Regions from separate parts of the Homo sapiens genome. Here regions 2 and 3 are each linked to region 1. Evidence: chromatin loops called from intact Hi-C (ENCODE). Cell type or tissue: A673. All regions are shown on one strand. Region 1 has its middle 280 kb from the start of GRASLND. Region 2 has its middle 360 kb from the start of LINC01871. Region 3 overlaps KIDINS220 (kinase D interacting substrate 220).

The links. Hi-C counts contacts between places; a loop is a spot of excess contacts. Peaks named below come from ENCODE experiments on the same cell type or tissue, not always from the same donor. Only the 100,000 strongest peaks of a DNase experiment are listed, where the experiment ranks them.
Region 2: a loop joins it to region 1, with 2.5 times the contacts of the local background. A loop is called at or near these places in 11 of 110 quality-filtered maps.
Region 3: it touches region 1 in a loop (9-fold over the local background); 22 of 110 quality-filtered maps call a loop at or near these places.

The regions. Positions count from the first base shown.
Region 1 is chr2:7,198,989-7,206,988 of GRCh38, reverse strand. No RefSeq gene overlaps it. Among named protein-coding and RNA genes, the nearest start is that of GRASLND, 280 kb to the right of the region's middle. In A673, a CTCF peak has its summit at 3,857 (motif pointing left); a DNase peak (open chromatin) is centred at 3,818; H3K27ac peaks cover 3,163 bases.
Region 2 is chr2:7,359,843-7,367,842 of GRCh38, reverse strand. No RefSeq gene overlaps it. Among named protein-coding and RNA genes, the nearest start is that of LINC01871, 360 kb to the left of the region's middle. In A673, a CTCF peak has its summit at 3,727 (motif pointing right); no DNase peak of the experiment used is centred here.
Region 3 is chr2:8,758,227-8,766,226 of GRCh38, reverse strand. The region is part of intron 22 of KIDINS220 (kinase D interacting substrate 220); the gene reads left to right. Among named protein-coding and RNA genes, the nearest start is that of KIDINS220, 75 kb to the left of the region's middle. In A673, a CTCF peak has its summit at 4,446 (motif pointing right); a DNase peak (open chromatin) is centred at 4,476.

The sequences.
Region 1 (8,000 bases):
CTCTAGCTAGGACCCGTGTTTCAGCTCGCAGCTCACCTCACAAGCACGTGTATGTCAAGAGCAAAAGAAGATTCCATTGCAGAAGGATTTGGGGAAATTCGAAAAGTCCTGAGTGTAGAAACACCCCTCATTATTTTACAGCAGACCTGGTGCTGATGGGTGAACATGTCACTTGTGAGCTATAACCCAGGGTCATCACCGCTGTCCGTGAGGCTGACTTTGCAGCAGCTGGATGGAGCCAGAAGCAATGAAGTTTCCTGCTTGTCCCCAGCTGACAACGGGGGCACCAGCCTTTTAGTCTCCCCTTCCCAGAGAAGCAGTCTTGGCCAGTGCCTTGGAAACAGGAAGCTCCCCACTCCATGACTGCCCATAGAGCCTGCACAGATGGAGGAGTTTCCTCATCCTTCTGAATGATCTCACAGCCAATTGGCTTGACTCTGCCTAAAAAGCCAAACGTGTATTTTCTGGGAATCACTATAATGTGTTCTCTGCTGAGTATCGCCGGGGAACTATGATAAGAAGGTGTCTGCCACTTTCAGTGATTACATCCCACAGGGTGGAGTCCGAGTCAGCCTCATCATAATCGCTGATATTTGCTCCCCAAGTTGTAGTCTACAAGGAGCTTTAGCAGGTCTTGCCCGAGCAGATTTCCCAACATCCTAGGAAGTTGGATGGACAGCTATCATCTCACTTTATGGTTGAGGCAATGTTGTGGTAAAGTTTGCAAGTGACTTCCTTAGTTAGTTAAAGACACAGCAAGGGTTTGTATCCCATTTTGATGATGTAAGAGGCCTTTTCATACATTGTCACACCAAATACCAGGTAATCATGCCTTGTGCTGAATAAACAACAACAACAAAATATCGGGGTTTCCACTGCCTTCCTTTCTGTTGCATCTGAGTTTCTGGAACTTTATGCTATTGTGTTTGAGCATCCCCTTAGTTAGGGTTATGAAGATGAATTCCACAGGAGAGGAGGCACAAAGGAAGCCCAGCTGTGTGCCTGAACCCCTGGGAGTCCTTCCTTGCGTGTCCTCCCGTGTTGATTGGTGTGGAGAGCAGCATGCCTCTGGCACAGTGCAGTGCATCAATTTTCCTGGCCACGCTGTAGCCTGCACTCACGCCTGCCACAAGCTTAGCTATTCACGGATTCCTCCGTGTCTCATGGCCGTCCTTGCTGATGGACTGCGAACATGGTGTACTGTCCTCTCTGCTTGGCCATAGCAGCTAGCCACAAGGGGATGACTTATCTGTACTAAACCAAGATGGAAAGGGATGGATTCAGAGAAGCTTCTATCCCCTAAGAGAGCATGCCTGAAGGACAGGCATGTTCTGAAAGATAAGAGAGCACCAGCCGGTCAGAACGGAAGATGTTCTGTGGCTGGGGCACAGATTGCAGGGGCGATGGCAGGATGGGGTTGGCCATATGAGTAGGGCCTGGTCTGCTGTGGGAAGGAGCTTGGAATCTGAAGAGGCATGGACAGTTGGTGAACACTGTCAATACGACTTATATAGTGAATACAAGGAAACATAAGAAGGAGTCCTCCTGTCCTCATCTGTAAAATGGAGCTGATATTGGTGGCACCCCATCAGGCTGCCATGGTGACTCAGGGAGGTGGTGAGATAGTTGCACAGAGCAGCTGGGATGTCCCCACATGTGGTGATGCCTCATCCACGGGAGTTCAGTGGAGGCACACTGTGAGCTGGATCCTGTTTTATTTACTCCTCCCAACTGTGTGCAGAAGTTCTTTTATAATAGCTCCACTTCGCAAATGAAAAAAAAATGATGATCAAACAGCTAAGGACAGTTGACTTTGTCAGCATTACACGTGTATACATCTGTCTACAATTAAAGTATTAGCTCCATAAGAAAAAAAAGGGCCACGTTTTCCCTGTCAGCCTCTTCCCTAACACCCACACCCCCACAGTGATTAGGACCTAGAAATCACATCATTTCTTTCATCAACCAAAATATAATGAATAAAAATAAAATAGCAGGGACAATGAACATACTAATGATTTTTTATTGTTTCAGGCTTGGTGCTTGGCACAAGAAATACAAAATGTAATGTTTGTGCTGGGCTCGGTGGCTCACACCTGTAATATCAGCACTTTGGGAGGCTGAGGCAGGTGGATCACTTGAGCTCAGGAGTTCAAGACCAGCCTGGGCAACTTCGTGAAACTCCGCCTCTACTAAAAATAAAAAATAAAAAAACTTAGCCAGGCACGTTGGCACACATCTGTGGTCACAGCTACCCAGAAGGGTGAGGTGGGAGGATCACTTGAACCCAGGCGGTGGAGGTCGCAGTGAGTCCAGATCATGTCACTGCACTCCAGCCTGGGTGAGAGAGTGAGACCCTGTCTCAAAAATAAATAAATAAATAAATAAAAACAATGTTAAGGACATCAAAATCTAGTAATTAAAAGTGATTTATAATTGTAATCCCTGCTCTGGGGTTGAGGGTTACATATTTTTTAGCCTTTCCTCAATTTTATATCTGTCTGTCACAAATTAATGACTAATATCACACCCAGCACAAAGTAAGCCTAAATTTTGGTTTCCATTTTTTCCTTTTGCATTTGAGAAGATATTGAAACAAAAACAATAACTAACCATAATAGTTTCATTTCATCTTATAAATCACTTGCAAATGTTTTCTTTGCAGAAACACTACTTGTTTATATACTGAAACATACTAGAGATGGTCTTATTCAATCTATTCAGCTACTGAGTAGAATTTCAGGGCAGCAAAATGCACTGATTCTATTGGGTGTAAGGATAAATAAAAACCTTTTTTTTTCTGTCCTTCTCTGTCTTTCTAAGGCAACAAATAAATCTGTTTCAGAGCTGATTTTATCCTAAGTTCTTTCTAGCGCCCTTCCCTTTGCAGAAATGTTGTATTAGTCAATGGAACCTGACATTTATATTCATCACTATTCTTTTATGAACAACTCCATGTGTTTTGCTTGCATTTCTCTAAGTTTCTACCCTTAGCTGAGCGGGTCCATATATCAAGAGTAATGTCAACCAGCACGACATCCAACAATCACACTCTGACTCCAAGACTTTTGTAAACAGTCCGTTTTTAAATAAAACCTAAGTTTTAAGGTGAAAGGTTTACTTATAATTTACATGCTATTATCTTAAAAATATAGCTTCAACTTTTAGCAAAAATTAATTGCTTTGTAAATCCTGATTTTCAGAAGCTGTGACATCTCTTCTAGTGTGATGACTGGCCTCTTCCATGATAGAATGGAGAATTTTGTAAGAAGTATGTTTGATTCTCAAGTGGGAAACCTTTGAGTACACGCAGGTCATATCACAGAACAAAGAAACAAATTTAGGCAATTCCAAATTTAGGCGGTGACACTTTCCTACATAGAACTCTTTGTTTAAATATTATTTATGCATCAAGGATTAGCTCATTTCAAGATAAAGTCACTGTTTTCCTCTCCCTTTGGGACTAATAAAATAAAACCTTATTAAATAAAAAGTAATTGACAAATAATTCCTGAGAGCATCAGAGCCACCAACTTGTTTTCCAAAACAGAAAAAACAGTGCTTACATTATTTTATTCTTGTGATGCTATCTTAACTTTGGGGGGGGGAAGGTTAAATTATTCTGAAAGCTATGAACCATCTACATATTTATTCTTTTTAAAGGTTCTGTGGTGTGTTAGCATCTGTATTGCCAGAAAACAAAATTTTCTTCAAAGTTATTCTTGGGCAGGCCTGGGACTCAACCCATATGTCTCACAGTTAGTTGCAGCACAAGGCTTTAATTTATGAGGCTTGTTCCAAACTCGTCTGCAGTGTTACTTGGTTCGGTGAATGTGTTGCGCCACCTATTGGTGGGCCCTCAGAAGTTCACTTTTCATTATTAGACGATAACATGTTTTAAGCATTTCATAAAAATCATGTTTTTTGAGGGTCTTCAAGATTTCAGAGTATCAGGGTGAAGATGAACAAAATATTACTTTCATTAAATTATTTTCTCTACAGTAACTGAAAAGGCATTATTTTTCCACGTAAGTCCTTAGACCGGATGAATTAGTAGAGAGAGACAAAGAAGTATTTTTTCATCCGCCCTAGACTTCTCTTAAAATACCTTTGCTGGCTTTTCTTCTGAGCCGTCTCTTAGGGAGATCAAATACACGTCTGTGCATCGGCTCGTAAAGAAGGAGAAGAACACCATGATGGCCTAAGAAAAAAATAATCACATAAAAGAGTGAGAATCAGGCTCGACTATTTTCTTTCACCATTTGTGGAGATACATACAATTTGAAGACTCAAAATCCCTTGTGGATAGAAGCCGAGGGAGAATTTCACAGTACATAATTTTCAAACAACAAATATCTTTCAGAAAACACCTATACCTTATTATAGCCTTCCTAAAACCACCCTGGCCTTGCTCTCTTACAGACTGCTTTTTCCTCCCCGAAATACTAAATAACTGAAAGCATCAAACTGCAGAAAAGGTTGAAGTTTTGTGCTTTTCATGAAGATTAGGGGAAAATCAACGCAAGCAAAAATGCTATTTCCAGTGATGTTGAGTACCTTGATTCATATCTTCCTTTGTGTCTTTAGAAGAAAAATATCACAGGTGTATACATATGTCCCAACTCATCAAATGTATATATTAAATATGTGCAATTTGTTGTTTTTCAATTATACATCAATAAAGCTTTTAAAAAAATCTGGAATTGGATAAGACAGAGAAAGTACTTTTAGCATTTTCTGTTAATACATCTCCCCAAATAATCACCATTTTCTTCCTTTTTTAATCCTTAGTATAACAAAGGGCAGTTGGGCAGCTATTGATGGGGAAACTCAGCAGTCAACTGGCTTGTAAATTAGAATCTGTGGTTGTAAAAACGGATTTGTATATCACGGGGAGTGGGGAGTGTGTCTGCCTTGTAAATTTAATTAAACAGCAGGTGCAAAAATCAGGTCGTATGGCTTTGATGTGCCCCGTGCGAGGATGACAACTAGACAATGATTCTAATATGAAGAAATTTGCATACATTTGCATTGGATAGCAGAGAGCACTGAGCTCTCACCACTTTCATATTTTATTTCTAGGAAGTTGAATAAGATTTGAACGAGCACTTTCTATTTAGGCATTGCAGAAAAATACAAGCAAGGTTTTAGCAGGAACACAGAAGACCATGTGGACTGAAGCTAAGCTTTCCTGACACACACTTCGAAACACAACCACCCTTGCTGAAAAATACAGAATGCCTAGAAATGGAAAAAAAAAATAGAGAGCAAGGAAGGAAGAAAAAAATGTATTGTATTTCTGGGTTTTAAATCTTTCACAGAGAGTGTAACGTTGATTAAGATCTTCCTTCCTGGGGCTCTATCCTGGGGTGTCACACCATTCTCTGTTTCCACAGTCAGCACTATACATTCAGAAATGATAAAGATTGGAAAAAAGACTTTTCCCATACAGCAAATTGCATTTGATATAAATAGTTTTTTTTTAAATAATGTATTTTCCTGACTTATGGGATAGGCCATATTTTTGATAACAGCAAACTGGAGTTTAGTATAAACATCATTCTTCTGCTCCTTGCGATTTCTTGCTCAGGTATTAGAACACAGTAAATAAACAGTCACTACGAGAACCCAGCATTATTTTTAAGGTGCTGTAGGCACCGTACCTAGCACAGAGGTGCTGTAAAATAGCACTAAAGAAAGAGGCTCCAGATAATTAATCTGCAAGACCCTGATACTCAAGAGTACCCTCTTGTATAATTTTATTCCTTTACAGGTTCCCAGCTCCTCATCAAGAATCATTCTGGCCTCTTTACTCACAGCCACTCTGCATCTCAGTGTCTGGAGTTTCTGGTTCTGAGACCGTAAGAGATTGATCCCCAGTTCTGTAGCACCCTTCTCCTGAGTGGAGCCAGTGTTCTCTCAAGCATAGCAGAGTTGGGTATTCAACTATAAATCCTACCGATCTTTAGGGATGCTAAAAGATCCAACGTCGGAAGAAAAGATGAAACTGGGTTGTCTGCAAATTTGCTTTGACTATTATTTATTGAAACCAAATTCTACTATTATGTATATTTAGGAGACTTCAGACAAGTCAGCTTGTAAATGCACAATTATTTAATTATAACATCATATAACTTATTCTTTGTTCTAATTAACTTGCTAAAAGTCATAAATGTGATAAAAATATCTTATAATACTTAGGAAGGAGGAAAACCTGTTTTGTATTTTTAATCTTAAAGTGCATTTTTCAAACATTCTGTATTCTAATTGGGCATTGAGTTACTTGTCTTCCCCCTTGGGTTGCCAACTCCATGAAGACAGGAACTACTTCATTTTGTAACTACAGTGTCCTTAGTATTTAATCCAGTGTCCAGCATATGGTAGGAGTTGCTAAATATGGTTGACTAATTGAAATAGTGAAAAACTAAGTGAAGATCAAGTATAGGTGCCTAGGCTGTGAAGAGACAGCATGCGCCAGGTGCTAAGAAAAGGTCCTGGTCGTTAGGACGTACATGGTCTGATAGGACGCAGAGACACAGACTCAAAGCAGGACTATGCACAGACATGTGATTCCAGGTTCCAGTGTTTTGTTGAGGAAAGAGAAGGCATTGTGAGGCCCATCATATGAGTAAGTGCGATCAACAGCGACTGCTTGGTAAAGGTTGCTATGGTCCTTATGCAATGGTCATTAATGGTCCTTAAAGTCTTGAAAGGAGATGCCTCCCTGTAATTCAGCTTGCTATTGTCAACCACATTTTCAGGATGGAAGGAAAGGCCAGACAGATATCCAAGTGTCACAGACTAGCTAAGTGTGTCTGTTCAGATTTAGTGGCTCCTCCCATGAGGTCTCTCCTCAACCCTAACAATGTTGAATTTAGCTAGCTGCTGGACGATGGTTGTTTATTGTCCATCTCTACAATGAAGTTATGGGCCCCTTGATGACAGGAACTATATATTCTCAATGCCTAACATAGAACCTGGCACAGAAAACATGCACATCAGTGATTGTCCAGTGAATACCTGGATTCAAGTCATGATAGCAATGGATAAAAAAATGTCCTCTCAAACCCAGGATTATGCAGTATGTAACCACAGGAGACTCTTTTCAACCCAACCCAGCCTTTCTTCTTGGAATAAGAAAGTATGCCACATGCAGCAAGCTATGCCCTCCTCTAAATAGCATTGCTTCACTGCTCACTCTCTTCTGTGCTCCTGATCGTATCACACATATCTCCATCATGGGAGCATTGTTGTGTTTGGCTTCTATGTCAGTCTCTCATATTTAATTGCAACACTGTAGAAAACAGGTATGGGTATTATCTGTCTTTGTGCCCTCAGCACCTTGTATAAAATCTAACACCTGCTAGATGATTAATAAATGTTGGTTGAATTAGTTAAATAAATTAAATGTGAATGACTCAATAGGCAAACATGTCATATTGCTTTGCTTTTCATGTGGGGATCCTGAAGAAGAACATAATCAGAACTTCTCACCCAATACTTACTGTACTGTAAATCCACTCAAATGGATTTCAGGTAGGTCAACAGTCCAGTTATCAGGGCCATCAGGAGGCTGTGCATCCAGGGGTGGCCTCTGTTGGAGAATCTGCTCTTTCCCTTGCAAATGTCTGCACACATATCATTATCTATGTCTGCCATTACCCAAGGACAAGGTCAGAAACTCCTGAAGGAGGCTTTTTTTCCTCAAGATTGCTAACTGAAAAAGAATAATATGAACTTACTATTATTTCTTCCCAGATGCAAACTCTTTCCGCACGCTGGCTTCTGCACCATGCAAAACATTTGATGTATTAAAACTACAGCTTGTCCTGGTTACACAAGTGCCCTCTCCAGTCAGTGAGCCACTGCCTAGAGAAAAAACTCACATCTTTACATAAGGAAGAAAAAGAAGCATCACACAACCTTCAGTTCTTGGTCTAGCAAGCAGCTCTCTTAAGAACCTAAAACTGACTTCTGAATGTAAAGCAAATACTATGATA
Region 2 (8,000 bases), 160 kb before region 1:
GTTCACCTATAATTAGAATTATTTATTCCTAGGATGTTAGAGATTGCTTATCACACTGTCTAGGCTTGTCATTTCCTTCCTGAAAATATTTTGAGCTACTAATTCATTTTCTTCAATGCTTATAAAACTGTTCTTTTTCTCCATTTCTTATTGAGTCTGCTTTGGAACATTATTATTTTAAGAAAGTTTTCTGTTTTCTCTGTTTTGTTTAAATGTATTGATGTAAGGTTGATCAAAATATTCTCATATTTTAGATCTCTACTATCTATTTAGCAATGTTTTCTTTTTTATTCCCAATATTTGGTTATACTTTCTCTCATTTTTGCCTATTAAATCTTATTTGAGGTTTATCAATTTTTATTAGGAAATTACATTGTAGCATTATTAATGTGACCATTGTATCTTGTTTTGCATTCATTTCTGGCCTTTCCTATCTTTCCTTCTATTTTTTATTTTTTTAATAATTCATTCTCTATACATTTGATGCTTAGCTTATTAATTTTCAAACTTTTTTCAAAAATATAATCATTTAAGTTTATTAACTCTTTTTTAAAATATTAAGATGAATCCTCTAAGTTTGATATGTTTGATTTTTGTCATTGTACAGTTTTTTATTTTTATTTTTATTAAAATTTATGATTTCTTTCTTTCTTTCTTTTTTTTTTTTTTTCCGAGATAGAGTCTCGCTTTGTCACCCAGGCTAGCATGCAGTGGTGCGATCTCCACTCACTGCAAGCTCCACCTCCCAGGTCATGCCATTCTCCTGCCTCAGCCTCCTGAGTAGCTGGGACTACAGGCAGCCACCACCATGCCCGGCTAATTTTTCTGTATTTTTAGTAGAGACGGGGTTTCACTGTGTTAGCCAGGGTGGTTGCAATCTCCTGACCTCATGATCTGCCCACCTCAGCCTCCCAAAGTGCTGGGATTACAGGCATAAGCCACCGCGCCTGGCCCTAAAATTTATGATTTATTTCTTAACTTAAGGGTTGGTATAATACTGGATAACTTGACTGTGTTCCCTCCCAAAACCTGATAATCATCATGGGCAATTGAGAGGCAACTGAGATTAGTAAAATTCTTCAAATCCTTTTTCTTTAAGGTATATAAACCATAACACAAGGCTTAATGACATTTCAATGCCTCACTACTGTACATATTTTACATCCTAAATAAATAAACAAAAAAGAGATATACGTAGGACAAAAGAAATATCTTTGCTAAAATACCCGATATAAAATCTTGGATGTGAAAATCACTTGTGTTTTGTTTATAGTTCTTTAAAAGACTTTTGCTCACATTCTACCTTTCAGAACTTTCACTAATTCTACGTTAAGGCATGGCACATAGCTACTTAATGATGAAGCAAAGACTAGGATTCAGATATTTTCATTTCAATTCCTACTCTTTTGCAATGGCTGATTTTCTCCTTATTCTCTACCAATTACTATATTAGGACAGTAACCACTAATAATGATATCGTCCTCATATTAATAAATTATTAACTTTTATCAGATAAGAGTCCAAGATGGATTTGTGCTACTCATTATGTTCTATATGATAACTGATATTTTAATTTGCTTTTGCAATCATATCTTGCCACTGTAACTAGTAACTTTAGACAACCCAAAACTGTGGCTTTCATCTCATTGTCCTTGATGCTGATTCCCATGGGCACACATTTCCTGCCCCATAGTATTTATCATGCCACGGCACATTTGCCATGAGTCTCTTCCTTTGAAATTATCTTTTTCCTCCATTTTTAAATCACATTACCACATTGATTATGTCAATATTTAAATTCACTTGTGTTGTTCAATATCACCAACCATATTAAAATGACAGATTAAAGAGGGATTGCCAGAATCAGCCTAATGTATAATATCAGTATATAAAACTGAAAATATTTGTAGAATAGGATTTCCTGCCCTATGTCACTTTTCTTTTACTAATCATGTCCTGTGGGGCCATGTTGCCACACCTTCTAGGAATGTGCCAATATTCTTCAACTCCTATAACCTGGAAGAAGATCCTCTTCTAGAATTTAGGTTACACACAGACATCAATCTCATATTTTTGGTTATTTTTATTTTTTTAATTTTTATTTATTTATTCTTAGAGACAGGGTCTCAGTCTGTCAATCAGGCTAGAGTACAGTGTTACCATCATAGATCACTGCAGCCTCAAACTCTTGGGCTCAAGTGGTCCTCCCATCTCAGCCTCCTGAGTAACTGGGACTATAGACACATGTTGCCATGCCCAGCTTGGGTATTTTTAGATTTTTTTTTTAAACTTTTTGGTTTCACTTCTCTCTCTCTCTCTCTTCTTTTTTTTTTTTTTTTTTTTTGAGACGGAGTCTTGCTCTGTTGCCCAGGCTGGAGTGCCGGGGCACAGTCTCGGCTCACTGCAATCTCCGCCTCCCGGGTTCATGCAATTCTCCTGCCTCAGCCTCCTGAGTAGCTGGGATTACAGGCATGTGCCACAATGCCTGGCTTATTTTTTAGTAGAGACGGGGTTTCACCTTGTTGGTCAGTCTGGTCTCAAACTCCTGACCTCGTGATCCGCCTGCCTCGGCCTTCCAAAGTACTGGGATTACAGGCGTTAGCCACTGCGCTCGGCCTCACTTCTCTCATCTTAAATGTCATGAGTGCAAAATCAGATAAACCTTTTTTGACTTTCTGCCTGTAGTATTTTTTAAATCTATTTTCCATTTATGATCTTCACATATTGATGAGAGCCTGCATAAAATTGTTACCATCCATTGTTTGAAATAATATTAGGTTGGCGCAAAAGCGACTTTTTAATGGCAAAAACCGCAATTACTTTTGCACTAACCTGTAGTGGAAGATAGCTTTTCCATACAGAAATGTGGACTGTTTTATTGTATGATTCTTTAATCTTACTAGAAGGAAACATTACCATCATAAAGGCCTCATTAGTTGCAAAATATCTGAATAAGAACACTGTTAGTATTTAGGATACCCTGACTTTGGATTCATAAAAACTCAGAGGTTATGTTTACTCAAATTTACCTTTATGCTACTAGTAGTATATGCAATAAAACTTAATGAAAGTTTAGGAAGAATTAAATACATAGTTGACCAGAAAGGGAAAAAGATCAAAGCCTGTTTCTAAATCTCTCATTGTTAAGAACTCCTCTATCTGTATTCAAGCTTTCTGAGATCCATATGGAGTATCCAGATAGAAATAATTTATTTCCACATCTCTGCTTTCTATCTTAATTTGCTTGATCATAACACCCACATTTACCATCAGCCATTTATTATCACAAAGTTATAACCATCCGGAGACTCTCCCAAACACAGAGGCCAAATCTTTCAAGGACAAATCAGATCCTGAGATGACCAGGCCCTCCATTTTCTGTTTCAGTGAGCCTGACGTGCACGTCACTCACAGGAGATAATCTCAGGCTTGCTATTTGAAGGCTGCATGACTTTAGCCAAGTTTCTCAAATTATGTATGTCAGTTTCCTCAAGTCTGAAATGGGCATAATGCTGGTATCACTCGCCTACTGCTATTGTAAAGATTAAATAACAAAATTCATTGAAAGGATGAAATAGAGTGTATTAGCCTGTTTTCACACTGCTATGAAGATATTACCCAAGACTGGGTAATTTATAAACAAAGGAGGTTTAATTGACTCACAGTTCTGCATGGCTGGGGTGCGGCTCATGATATTCACAATCATGGTAGAAGGGGAAGCAGGCATCTTCTTCACAAGGTGGCAGTAGAGACAGCATGTGAAGGAGGAACTGTCAAACACTTAGAAAGCCATCAGGTATCATAAGAACTCACTCACTATCATAAGAACAACAGGGGGAAACTGTCCCTATGAACCAATCACCTCCCTTCCTTGACATGCGGGGATTACAGGTCCCTTCCTGGATGCTTGGGGATTACAATTCGAGATGAGATTTGGGTGGGGACACAGAGCCAAACCATACCATAAAGAGTGCATGGTAAATAACAATGTTTAACCAACATCCATTGAATAAGTGAAGTATGAATAAAAGAATGACATACTTTTATACATAACCTTTTTTTCTTCTGACAATGTTCTCATGTTCCTAGGAGGCTGTGTAGTCCTACTCCATGGCATATTAGGCTACTGATATACAAAGCAATAGCAGCAAGAATTTATAGAATGCCTCATTGGTTAGAAATTCTTGTTTAATCCTCATTCTTCATAAACAGATAGAGGTTAAGAGGAATTTCATTTCATCCTTTATGAACTTGTCACGATACTTTATCGAGAAGTCTGTGACTGGAAAATGGAAACTCAGGGTATTCCCAATATATGTGTGTGCGTGTGTGTGTGTGTGTGTGTATTTTTAAATTGTATGTAAGGCTGAGAGAGCTTTTTTAAATAATTCTTTTCATAACTAAACTTCTTGCACTATAGATTCTATTCTTTATATTTGGGTAATTTAAAATCCAATTATCACTCGTATACATCAAAATAACACATTTATTTATCACAGATCTGCCATTTAACACCTCCATGTTATGCTTGTGTCTTCCCATGAACACTTTCCAAAACACAGTTGACAGCCCTGGGTTTTTTTTCTGTTTTATTGTGGATATGGTATTCACATTGAGAAATAAGTGTGTTCAATGGAGTGTCAGTTTTCTGTACCGTGTAGCTTCATCTACATGGCTGAGAATATAAAAGGTCCTTCATAATATCTTCACTGCTGTTATTATTCTCCTACCAGTCATTTACACTATTCATTACCAAATGATGGAACAGTTAGTTATGATAAATTGACTGATGGTGTTTAACTGTTCTTTGTTCATTAATACCAAAGAAAATTTAAAAAGTATAAAACAGGAAAGGGGGGTGGGGAAGGAAGAGATCTTTCTCCAGGACCATCGCCACAAGCCAATGAAGTACTTTTCCACAAAACCAGAAGACTTCATGCAATGAGATCCTCCTACTGAAGCCCATTGAGCTGAGTAAGCAGTAGAGAGGCAGCAGCCTCTGCCTTCAAAGGGCTTACAAACATGTTGACTCACTTTTACCATTTGAATGTGTTGTTTTTATAACATCAATTTCTACCAGAAATGGTGTAGACTCTTATAACAAAAGACAGTAACTCTGAAACATTTTTTTCTGTGTTGGTTGGAGACCATTCCATCATTTGGAGTTAGTGAATTTCAGATCAAATCTAGGTTCTTAGGAAGTCTGGGGTTGAGTATTCAAGCTCAGACATGTTCTTATGTCATTTGAGGATTCAGGAAACCATAGGCCATAACCAGAGAGGCAGGCTTGGTTTGGATCCACTACTGGCACTGCTTTGCAAAAATTAGTACTTTACTCATAATAGTAAAAATAATCTTCTCTTGTTTAGCTCTTAAATCCCCAATATACTTTCACAACTAGTTTCCTCTTTGTTTTTTTCTAAAGATGAAGGCTTGCAGTGTGATCAGATTCCAAGCAAGATATATGACTCTGAGAATTCAGTAACGTTCACCTTTAAAATATGGGTGTCCTCATAGCCAAAACAGCTAACTGATGGTAAAGATGAGACTTGTAAAAAGATCTAAGTCAAAATTACTGTAAATAAATACATCTCATACTCCCAAAGAGCTGTCATGTCTAAATGGAGAATGAAATATATAGTAAAAAGAGAGGACTGTTGTAAAGAAAGATGAGCTCTAAGGTATGCTGTTAATTTTCTTTCCCAAATGACCTCTACCTTTGCATGCATCCTTAAAGAAAATCATTGCCTAGACCCAGTCCTAAGACCTTCTTTTGAATAACTCTGCTTCTCATGGGACTAACTGCTAATATCTAGAGGTAAGTGGTGGGATTTCACAGATGTATCTCAGATTCTGCACCTTTTGAGATCATTCTGACACTGAGGCCTCCAGGTTCAACCTGGATCCAAAAGTAAGCCTAGAGTTTACCCTTGGCTCTGTGGTTTCACAGCTCTTTCATTTGAAGCAAGTTGTGGAAGTTCTTTGACCCTCTGGTTTTTTTATCTGCCAAATGGAGATAGAGGTGTGTCCCATGCCTACGGCATAACTTTGAGATCACTATTTACCACATTCAGGGACCCTTTTGTCTTTACTCCTGTGGATTCTAAAAGAATGAGGTTGCCAGAAGCCTGACATATATAAGCAGGAGGTAAGTGTATGTGTGAGATGCAATGTTTATTTATGCACTCTATATACATATGTATATACAGACATAAACATATTCTTCAACATTAACTTTTCAAAATATTCTCTAAAATTCCTTCCCTTTCTGCTGTTTCATCTTTTAGTTCTGTCAGGAGCTTGGTCCCTTTACAATTTATAAATCATCCACATTAATCTGTCTTCCACCTCCTTTCCTCAGTTCGTTTCCTCAGCCACAATAAGCTCTGAATGTATGCCTATACACATGGCATCCCGAATTATAACCTCCCAAGTCTCCGGATTGTTTTCAAAGGGCTAAAAATTGCCATACTCATAAAAACAAAACAAAACAAAAATGGCAACCTTGTTTGCCTTGCCAGTCTGTCAGAGCTTGAAAAACAAACTTCATCCCAGAAAGACAAACACACACACAGCAAACAAGAAGAAGGAGCTGTCGACAGAGCCGAGAGAATCTCCAGGCCAGGGAACAATAGTAGAGAACACAGCCAGATGGCAAAGGAAAGACAATGTGTTGCAAACACAGAGGAAAAGAAGAAAAAGAGCCTAACCCCAGCAGTGGAAATGAAAGGAGATGGAAGGAGAACTTTCCCTTTGCGCAAACTTTCCTTCAAATGCCCAGACATCCCAAGGCCAACAAAGCTCACATATTTGAAGCTATGTCTGACTTCAGCCCACTCATCCCTTCATCATGCATCATGCCAGTGGAAAAGCATTAGTGACCCAGGGTTAAATGGAAGCCTATTTACCCAGCCTAACTCTCTCTGGTATGTGATGTCAGGTATATAAATGTACACATCCAAGAAGATTGAAGTCCCAATTTTGCAAATCATTGTTGGAATGAAACAAAGCCAATCAACTGCATATTTCCTGGAAGGTTTTATTTTACAACCTCTGATGAGATACAAAATAAAAAGGCGACTTTGGCGGGTATCTATAATAACAGTTTATATTAATATTCAACAGAAACCCTTTCTTCCAAGGAATCTAAAGTACTTGTGATGAGATTGGATTCTGCCCCAGCTCTAGCTGCAGCAGGAATAAATGGCAGTGCTTGGCAGCCATAGCACAAACCTCAGCTATGTCTCTGGAGGATGTGAACACTAAATTGCACAAATTACAAATTAGTCTTTGTTCACATACACTCTGGTGTAAGTTTAGTAGCTGCTGGCCCCAGAGCCATCAGGGTAGATCCCACTAGTTGACGGGTTAACAGTCGGTCATCATTCAAATAAGTTCTCATGTGGCCACTGAACTTAGCAGTGCTATAAGACACCCCTTATTGAAGATTCTCTCCATAACATGTGTGCACTTGCCTCTTACCCTATGGTCATGCAGTTCTCCATGCAGTTATCTGAAATTAATAGGATTGGGTCCATTGTTTACACAGAGAAATAAAGACTCAGGGAGGTCAGATCCCTTGTCCTGTGACATAGCCAGTAGGCGGTAGAGTCAGCATTTGTGCCCAGTTCTTTCTAGGGCCAAGTCCATGTTTCATTTCTCCACTGCTCTGAACCATGATTTGCTTTAAAGTGTGCTCTCTTTTTAACTTCACTGTGCCAAGGGAATGGGACCCAGAATTGTTAAAGCTCCTAGTTTCCTAAAGGTGTATACTTGAGAGCATTCTAGTCCCCAAACTGCTCACAACCCCCACATCTGTACTCCATGAATGCTGTGGATCCCATGAGTGCTACTATGCCTTACTGGGTGGAGCCTATTGCATGACCTGTATCTTCGGATTCTGTGCATTGGCTTTGAAGACTACCTGGAGAATGCAGTGTCTACAGAGATTGTCCAGATGCAAAACAAACAAACAAACAAAAACCACAATCATGAGTCTC
Region 3 (8,000 bases), 1.6 Mb before region 1:
TGTGGTGAGATGGGGTGCAGTGAAGCAAGTGAGTAGGAGGTCAGGTCGGGTCACCAGTGGGGTTCATGGACCCCTTTTGGAGGACCATGGTAAGGACTTTGGCTTTTACCCTGAGTAAGATGGGGATTCGTTGCAGGGTCTTGAAAAATGTGTGGCCATTACCCTGATGCTTCAGGGCCTATTTGCTGTATCAGTGCAGCTTGGCCTGAGTTAGGGAAGCCTGTTGATTCAAGGGAGCTTGTTTTGAGACTCTCACGGTGGGAAGGGAATAGGAATGAACCTGGGTGGAAAAATTAAGGTAAATGAAAAGTTCAGAAAGTAATTGGCTATCCCACAGTAAAGATGAAATGATTAATAGAGTCGGGCATGGTGGAGTACGCCTGTAATCCCAGCTACTCGGGAGGCTGAGGTAGGAGGATCACTTGAGCCTGGGAGTTGGAGGCTGCAGCGTGCCATGACTGTGCCTGTGAATAGCTACCACACTCCAGCCTGGGTGACTAGTGAAACCTTGTCTTTTAAAGATAATAAAAGTTGGGTTATAGAAATAGCACATTGTGGCATTTTCTATGTGAGCTAGGAAGTAAATAACCTCACCTACAGTCCTGTTGCAGGGTATTGAAAGAAAATTAGTTATTCTAAACATCTGCAAGAATTTATAAGACTAATTTCCCTTTGTGTCTCCCCTGTCGCAATACTTTCTTGTTTCTTAGGATCGTTTTATTCTTTATTTTTTAATGATGGATTTATAGCCAACTTTTTGTATCATTTAAAAAACTGCCTTCCTTCCTGTTTCTTGCCATGGTCTGGCTCTCTGATATACAAACCCCTGGTTGAGAGTGAATGAAAGGTGATTTTTGTGGCATTGAAGACTGCTAGGTGTAGGAAAGATATCATGGGCAGGAGAGCAACTAATGAGTTGCTTTTAGAATAATAATGATTTTGACTTATAGATAGTATAAAGTGCAAATGATGGTCTGTGCATATCAAATTGGGCTCTAAAGACAAAAGGATATAATTGGTCAAAACCTGTATTCAGGCACCAGGTTTCTGCTGGAGTTCGCAGTGTCCTCAGCCTGGCTCCGGCTCCTTCTCCCTCTTACTGTTTACTTTTCATGTGCTCTTCTCTTTGGCCCATCCCACCTCCTTCTTCTGGTCTCATCTTAAATATTACTGCCTTAGGAAGCCTTTTGTTACCAAGCCCCCCCATCCTTCGAGGCTTTATTAGATGAGTCCTTTATGTACTAGTGTGTTCTTTCATAACACTGGCCATAGTTACCTTCTTATACATATTTGCATTGCTATTTCTTTAATATTTGTCTCCTGAATGAGACTATACACTTCATGAACTGTAACTTTCTTAAACATTGCTGAATTTTTTTGCTTCTAGACAAGTGATCAGTATTTAGGCAGTAGTGGGTATTTCTGAAAGAATAAAGAAATCTGATGATAACTTTTGGATTGAGGAAGGCATGAATTGGGGAGGTGGTAGATGAGAAGCCTCACTTTATCTTGAAGAGAATACCGTCCATCCAGATACTTCATTCTTTAGGCTTAAATATGGGTAAAATGTTTCTTTTGTTATATACCAGTATATCCCTGGGCCGGACACATAGTAGCTTCTCAGTACACATTGACTGAATGATGACTGTATATTTCACCTAACACTTGGCGGCTTCTGCCTTATGTCAGGTGATGCTAAAATCACAGCAATGTTTTTGAAGGCATTCCCTGTAACTCTGAGTTCAGCTGCATTTCTAAGGTTTCTTACATTCATAATCCATTTATGAATGCCATGGTCTGGTGGAGTTGCTCTGTGTTTTTTAAAATTTTTATTTCAATAGCTTTTGGAGTACAAGTGGTTTTTTGTTGCATGGATGAATTATTTAGTGGTGTATTCTGAGATTTAGTGCACCCATTATCCAAGTAGTGTGGATTGTACCCAATATGTAGTTTTTTTTCCCTAGCCTTCCTCCCATCCTGTCCCTTCTGAGTCTCTAAAGTCTATTATTTTATTCTGTATGCCTTTGCTTACTCATAACTTGGCTCCCACTTATAAGTAAGAACATATGGTTGTTGGTTTTCCACTCTTGTTTTACTTCACTTAGAATAATGGCCTCAAGCTCCATCCAAGTTGCTGCAAAATATGTTATTTTGTTCCTTTTAATGGCTGAGTAGTATTCCATGGTGTATATAAACCACATTTTCTTTATCCACTCATTAGTCAGTGGGTACTTAGGTTGGTTCCACATCTTTGCAATTGTGAATTGTGCTGCTATAAACATATATGTGCAAGTGTCTTTTTCATATAATGACTCTTTTCCCTTTGGGTAGATACCTAGTGATGGGCTTGCTGGATCAAATGGTGGATCTGCATTTAGCTCTTTGAGGAAATCTCCATACTGTTTTCCATAGAGGTTGTACTAATTTACATTCTGGTGGAGTTGCTTTGGATTGACTACTTCTAGACAGGTTCCTCTCACTTCAGAGTCTTCTTAGAGACTCAGTTTCTTCTTAGAGACTTGTTGTCAGAATTGTTTTTAAAAGGCCATGTACTTAGATGACTCCAGTTCTGTTGTGCTAAACATTTTAATTGTGTTCATTTATTAAACAAATATTTATAGAATTTATTATATGCAGGGCACAGTCTAATAAAAGTAGTAGCTAATATATTATGTGAGCCCTCATTCTGTCCCATGCATTGGATTAAGCACTTTACCTAGCTTATCACATTTAATGCAGGTTGCATATCCCTAATCTGAAAATCTGAAATCTGAAATGCCCCCAAATCTGAAACTGAGTGCCGACGTGATGTTCAAAGGAAATGCTCACTGGAGCATTTGGGATTTTGGATTTTTGGATTAGGGATGCTCAGCTGGTACTGCCGAAACTCCCAAATCTGAAACACTTCTAGTCCCAAGCATTTCAGATAAGGAATACTCAACCTGTACTTCTAACCCTAAGAGGCAGAGAGCAGGAGTTACCTAAGACCTCACAGCTGTAACTGCGCTTCCCCAAGTCTGTTTCTTGGGGCCAGGAGCCTGTCCTCTGTAGCTGCCAGCTAGGCAGTGGGTCTGAGATACCAGAAATATAGAACTAAATATTTTAATTTCCAGATAGATTTTAACTTTTCATTGATATATCTATGAGTATTTAGAATAACTTATTAGGGTATCAATGGGAATGTTATAGCAGATAGAAATTTTTCTGCAGTGTTGAATTTATCTTTTCTGTTGAAAAACGCGAACAACTTAGCAACATATAAAATCTCAAATAAATGCTTTATTTAGTTCTAATTGTGTCTAGTAACTGTGCTAGGTTTTGTGTGGAAAGCTTTAAAAAATCACTTCTGATATTTAGCACTTAAACATCTGGTACATCTGTTTGTTTAAGCCTTTATACCATTTCTATGTCTACTATATGGCTATAATTTTTTTTAGGTAACTTTTTCAATAGGTTTTCTTTTCTTTTCTTCTTTTTTGTTTTTCTTTGAGATGGGGTCTCGCTCTGTCGCCCAGCCTGGAGTGCAGTGGCGCGATCTCGGCTCACTGCAAGCTCCGCCTCCTGGGTTCACGCCATTCTCCTGCCTCAGCCTCCTGAGTAACTGGGACTACAGGCGCCCACCACCATGCCCGGCTAATTTTTTTTGTATTTTTAATAGAGACGGGGTTTCACTGTGTTAGCCAGGATGGTCTCGATCTCCTGACCTCGTGATCTACCCGCCTCAGCCTCCCAAAGTGCTGGGATTACAGGCATGAGCCACCGTGCCCAGCCAATAGGTTTTCTTTTACTTTTGATTTTGAATGTATTTTCTCAGACTTTACTCTCATAATGCCATTTTCAGTGTTTAATGCAAACGTAGAATGAAGAAAAAATATTAAGTGTTCCAAAGTCATGTGTTTCTAACGTCAACATGAAAAACTCAGGTATATTAACCCAGATCTTCATTATCCAAAACCCTTATTGTACGAGTTATCTTAAAAGATTTAACATTGAAAAAGTATATAGAACATTCCAAAGTTCTACAGTGTTTGGAATTGTTGGAAACTAATACCAAAGACAATTTCTTGAAATATATGTTTTAATATGTAAGAAATACATGTTTAATATGTAAAAAAAATTATTACTTGTGCAGGTTTACAGTTTATTTTATAATATAGTAAGAGCATTATGTATAGTTATATTTTTCAAACAAGTCTGATTATTAAAGAATTCAATTTACCAAAAAAATTACATATGCCTTGACAGATCAAGTAGCCAACTTTTTCCAGAAGTTGATTTTTCCAGTAAAGGTTTGTGATTTCAGAATTTCAAATCAAAATATTTAAAGACTTTTTAAAATACAAGAATAAACAAAAGTGATTTGTAACAAAAATGCTAGCTAATTCAAATGCTAAGAAAATGTCTAGCTGCTGGTGTAAAACCATGCTGCAGAAGTGGCTCCTGTTAGCAATATTCAAAAAGTCCACAAGATGGGAGCATTTCACTACAAACATTATTAGCATGTTTGGCCAAAAATAAGATGTAATACATTTTGCTTTCCCCTTCCATAGAAAAACAAGTCAGAATTTAATGAAAGGTTGAATTTCCTTTTTTGTTGTTGTTAAAAAAAAAAATGGCTTCAGGACATTTTTCAGCACTGAGAATCACGATCCTAGGCAAATGAATGGGTATCTATTCATATGACATAGTTTTTAAGTGTTGTACTACTTTTGTCTCCTCAAATTAGTTTAAATTAACTTTTGGGAAAATAGTGGCTATGAAAAAAGAGGAGCATAAAGAAATCGATCTGCTTACAAATTTGCATTTAGATATAAAAATATTAAATCCTAAACATTGTAGAACTTCAGTTCTATACTTTTTAAACATTAAATCTTTTAAGAGAACTTGCATAATAAAGATTTTGCCTTAATCTGAAACATATTCATAGATCTACTTTGAGTTCAGAGCCTCCTTTCTCTATGCCTGTCATTCAGTTTTATTATCAAACATTTGCGTTCTATATATGATTAATGTAATACACTTTTAGATTTCTTAAAGACGACAATTGCATGGACAATTCATCACTTGGTAGCAACTTATGATATTGCTAGTGATGCCTAAAACAGCTATGAAAATTTGATCTCATGTACTTTTGTCGGAACATTTTAAAATATCAAGTATAAACTCTTGATGCCAAAAAGCAGGCTTTGCTTTTTAATGATAGACACTATTTTCACATGGAGTCAGTTATGAATTATTTTGCCTCTCTTACCACTTTACTAAAGTCTTCTCTCATTACCCTAGCTGAAAGTATTGCTTTGTCACCTGAATTACTAATATCTGATTACTTGCATGGTTGTAACTGGGTAAATATCATGCAGTAATACACTATTTTTTAGACTTGTACTCCCAGTGGAAGCCTGTCTCCAGATCTTATGCAAAAGTCCAATAAATGAAGCAGAATTAATACAAGTTTATTGATTCAAATTATAACATTTCCTAACAAATTCAGTTAGTGAGAAAAATGAGCTATTCTGAAGAATATTAAAATTGGAGAATTGTGGACAACTGTTACAATCCTAAATTGGTTTAAACATTTATTTATTTCTCTAATTAGTTTTGGGACTGTAACATTAAGAAAGTCCTAAATCATGAGTAGACAGAAATGTTACCGGTGTTTAAACTTTCTTTGTGATGACAGGATGTTTTCATTTAATCTGATCTAGAAACTTGAAAGATTGATTGGGAATATTGTTTTATAGGTGAATCACCAATAGTATCTTGGAGTTGTTCACATTTCTTATAATTATTTGAAGTGTTCTCTGCTTCTCTGACTAGGTGAAAGTCATGTCATGCAATTTTTAAATCATTTTTACAGTCTTTGCTCAGGCTTCTAGGCTGTTGTGTAGTGTACTGGTTTGCATAATTTTGTAAACAAAAAAGTGCTGATCTGGATTCTGAAAAAATGATGAAGGAAATTAAATATGTGCATGAAGATGGAGGAGAAGCTTTATTTCAGTCTGCAAAAAACTGAAACTAAAAGAAAAACCCAGGATGACTTATGAGCACAGCTTATTTGTTGATCTTCTTCAATTTGTTAAAATGTAATATGTAACAGCATTCTTTTCTATTATAGTTTTAAGGAGTTAAAAACGTGTAAGTCATTACCTGAGGGATTTTGAGCCATGTCTGTGGCTCCTGTTTGAACTGGTGCAGTGAGCAGTCAGCAGCTTTTGAAGCAGTCAGGAGCAGGTACCCGCTCTGCTGCTATGTCTGTGGTGGTGTTGCATCCATTGCTTACCTCTCTGAGCCTCAGTTTCCTCATGTTAAAAATGGAAATAATAAATACCTTATGGGATGCAGAGAGAGAAGTTAGATAAACTAGGTAAAGCACCTGCCTCAGAGAATGGCAGACAGTAGGTATTCAGCCACTTCGTTCTTCTTAAAATTCCCTCTCAATTCTTCATAACTTTTAAATATAGTTTCCCTGTTAGAGTTTATATAAGAAGAGGGATACAGAGCCCCTAAATGTACCTTCCTCAGAACATTCGACGTCGTAGACATGAATGAAGACAGTGCCTTACCAGTATTGTACTTGAACCTAGGCAGATACCCCTTTTGAGTTTTTATCTTTTACCCTCCCTGGTTGTTGATTGTTTTTTCATCCATCTAGTTGCCAGAATTGCAGCCTTAAAGCCAAAGAGAGTTTTTGTATATGATGACATTCTACTGAGTTTAAGGGTTTTTTTAATCCTTTAAATTACATGCGTACAAGTTTCCTTCCTTCATATAAAAACATAATCTTGGGCCCTGATGTTCTGGCCAAATAGGTCATCTTGGAGATATACACCCTCGGTGGGAAATAGTTTTTGTTTAATGTCGAGTAAACTCTTCTAGTAAGTGAAATAATAACTTTGTTTAGCTCTGCCAATGGTTTCCAGGGCAGCTTATACAAGTGCTTTTATGGTTTGCACTATTTAACCCTAATCACACCGTCCTTAAACACATAAGTCAAACACATTAGATACTTGCAAATGTCTTCTTTTAAACCAGAAATAGACAAACACACTTGAAGAAGGCATGCCATGATGATCTATTTGGCCTGCAGAATATATAAGCACTTCGTTGTTTCCTAGTGTAGTTACTCAATAAGATGCCTAAAATGCAAACTTACTTTTGTAGACCTTGAAAAGTGAGTGTCAGTGAGAACACCTGGCACTGTTCGCATTGTTGTCTTGAGAATATTCTGTGACCACCACACGAGCATAGATGCCTCTTTTCTCTTCTGGCAAGTTCTTTTCTCTGTTGAGAGTTGTTGTGTACTTAATGCAGTCTTCTGCATGTGGACAGCTTCAGCTCTTAGTACTTTTATTACTTTGGCTGTGGCAGACAAAGTGTCTACTTTCTGACCCCCTAAGCTAATGTTCTTTCCAACATGGTAGGAAAGGTGACTCATGGAATAGTTATGAAAATACTTTTACAAGAATATTAGGAATGATTAAAACTTATGGGATGCAGCAAAGGCAGTACTCAGAGGGAAATTTATGGCTGTAAATGCGTACATTAAAAAAAGAGAAAGATATTAAATTAACACCCTAACCTAACACCTCGAGGAGCTAGAAAAAGAAGAGCAAATTAAACTCCAAGCTAGCAGAAGGAAGGAAATAATAAAGGTTAGAGTGGAGAGACATAAAACAGAGAACAGAATAACAATAGAAAAAAAGCAATGAAACCAGAAGTATTTTCCTTGAAAATACCAGCAAATTGACAGATCCAGTGTGGAAGTCCAGGCTCAGAGGCAGATCCAAAGGCCAAGGTGAGCAGAGGTGCCTCGAGTTGGAGTTGCTGCTGAGACCAGGATCTGTTCCTGAGGATTGGTGAGGGTGAACAGGGCTTAATCATGGTAGATTTTTCTCAAGTATTTTTTCCAGTGTGTTTGGAACCTGGGAAGTGAGGATTTTAATTTGGGGATTACATAGACAGGAAAAACCACAATTTTATGCAGATTACAGGTTGGAAAA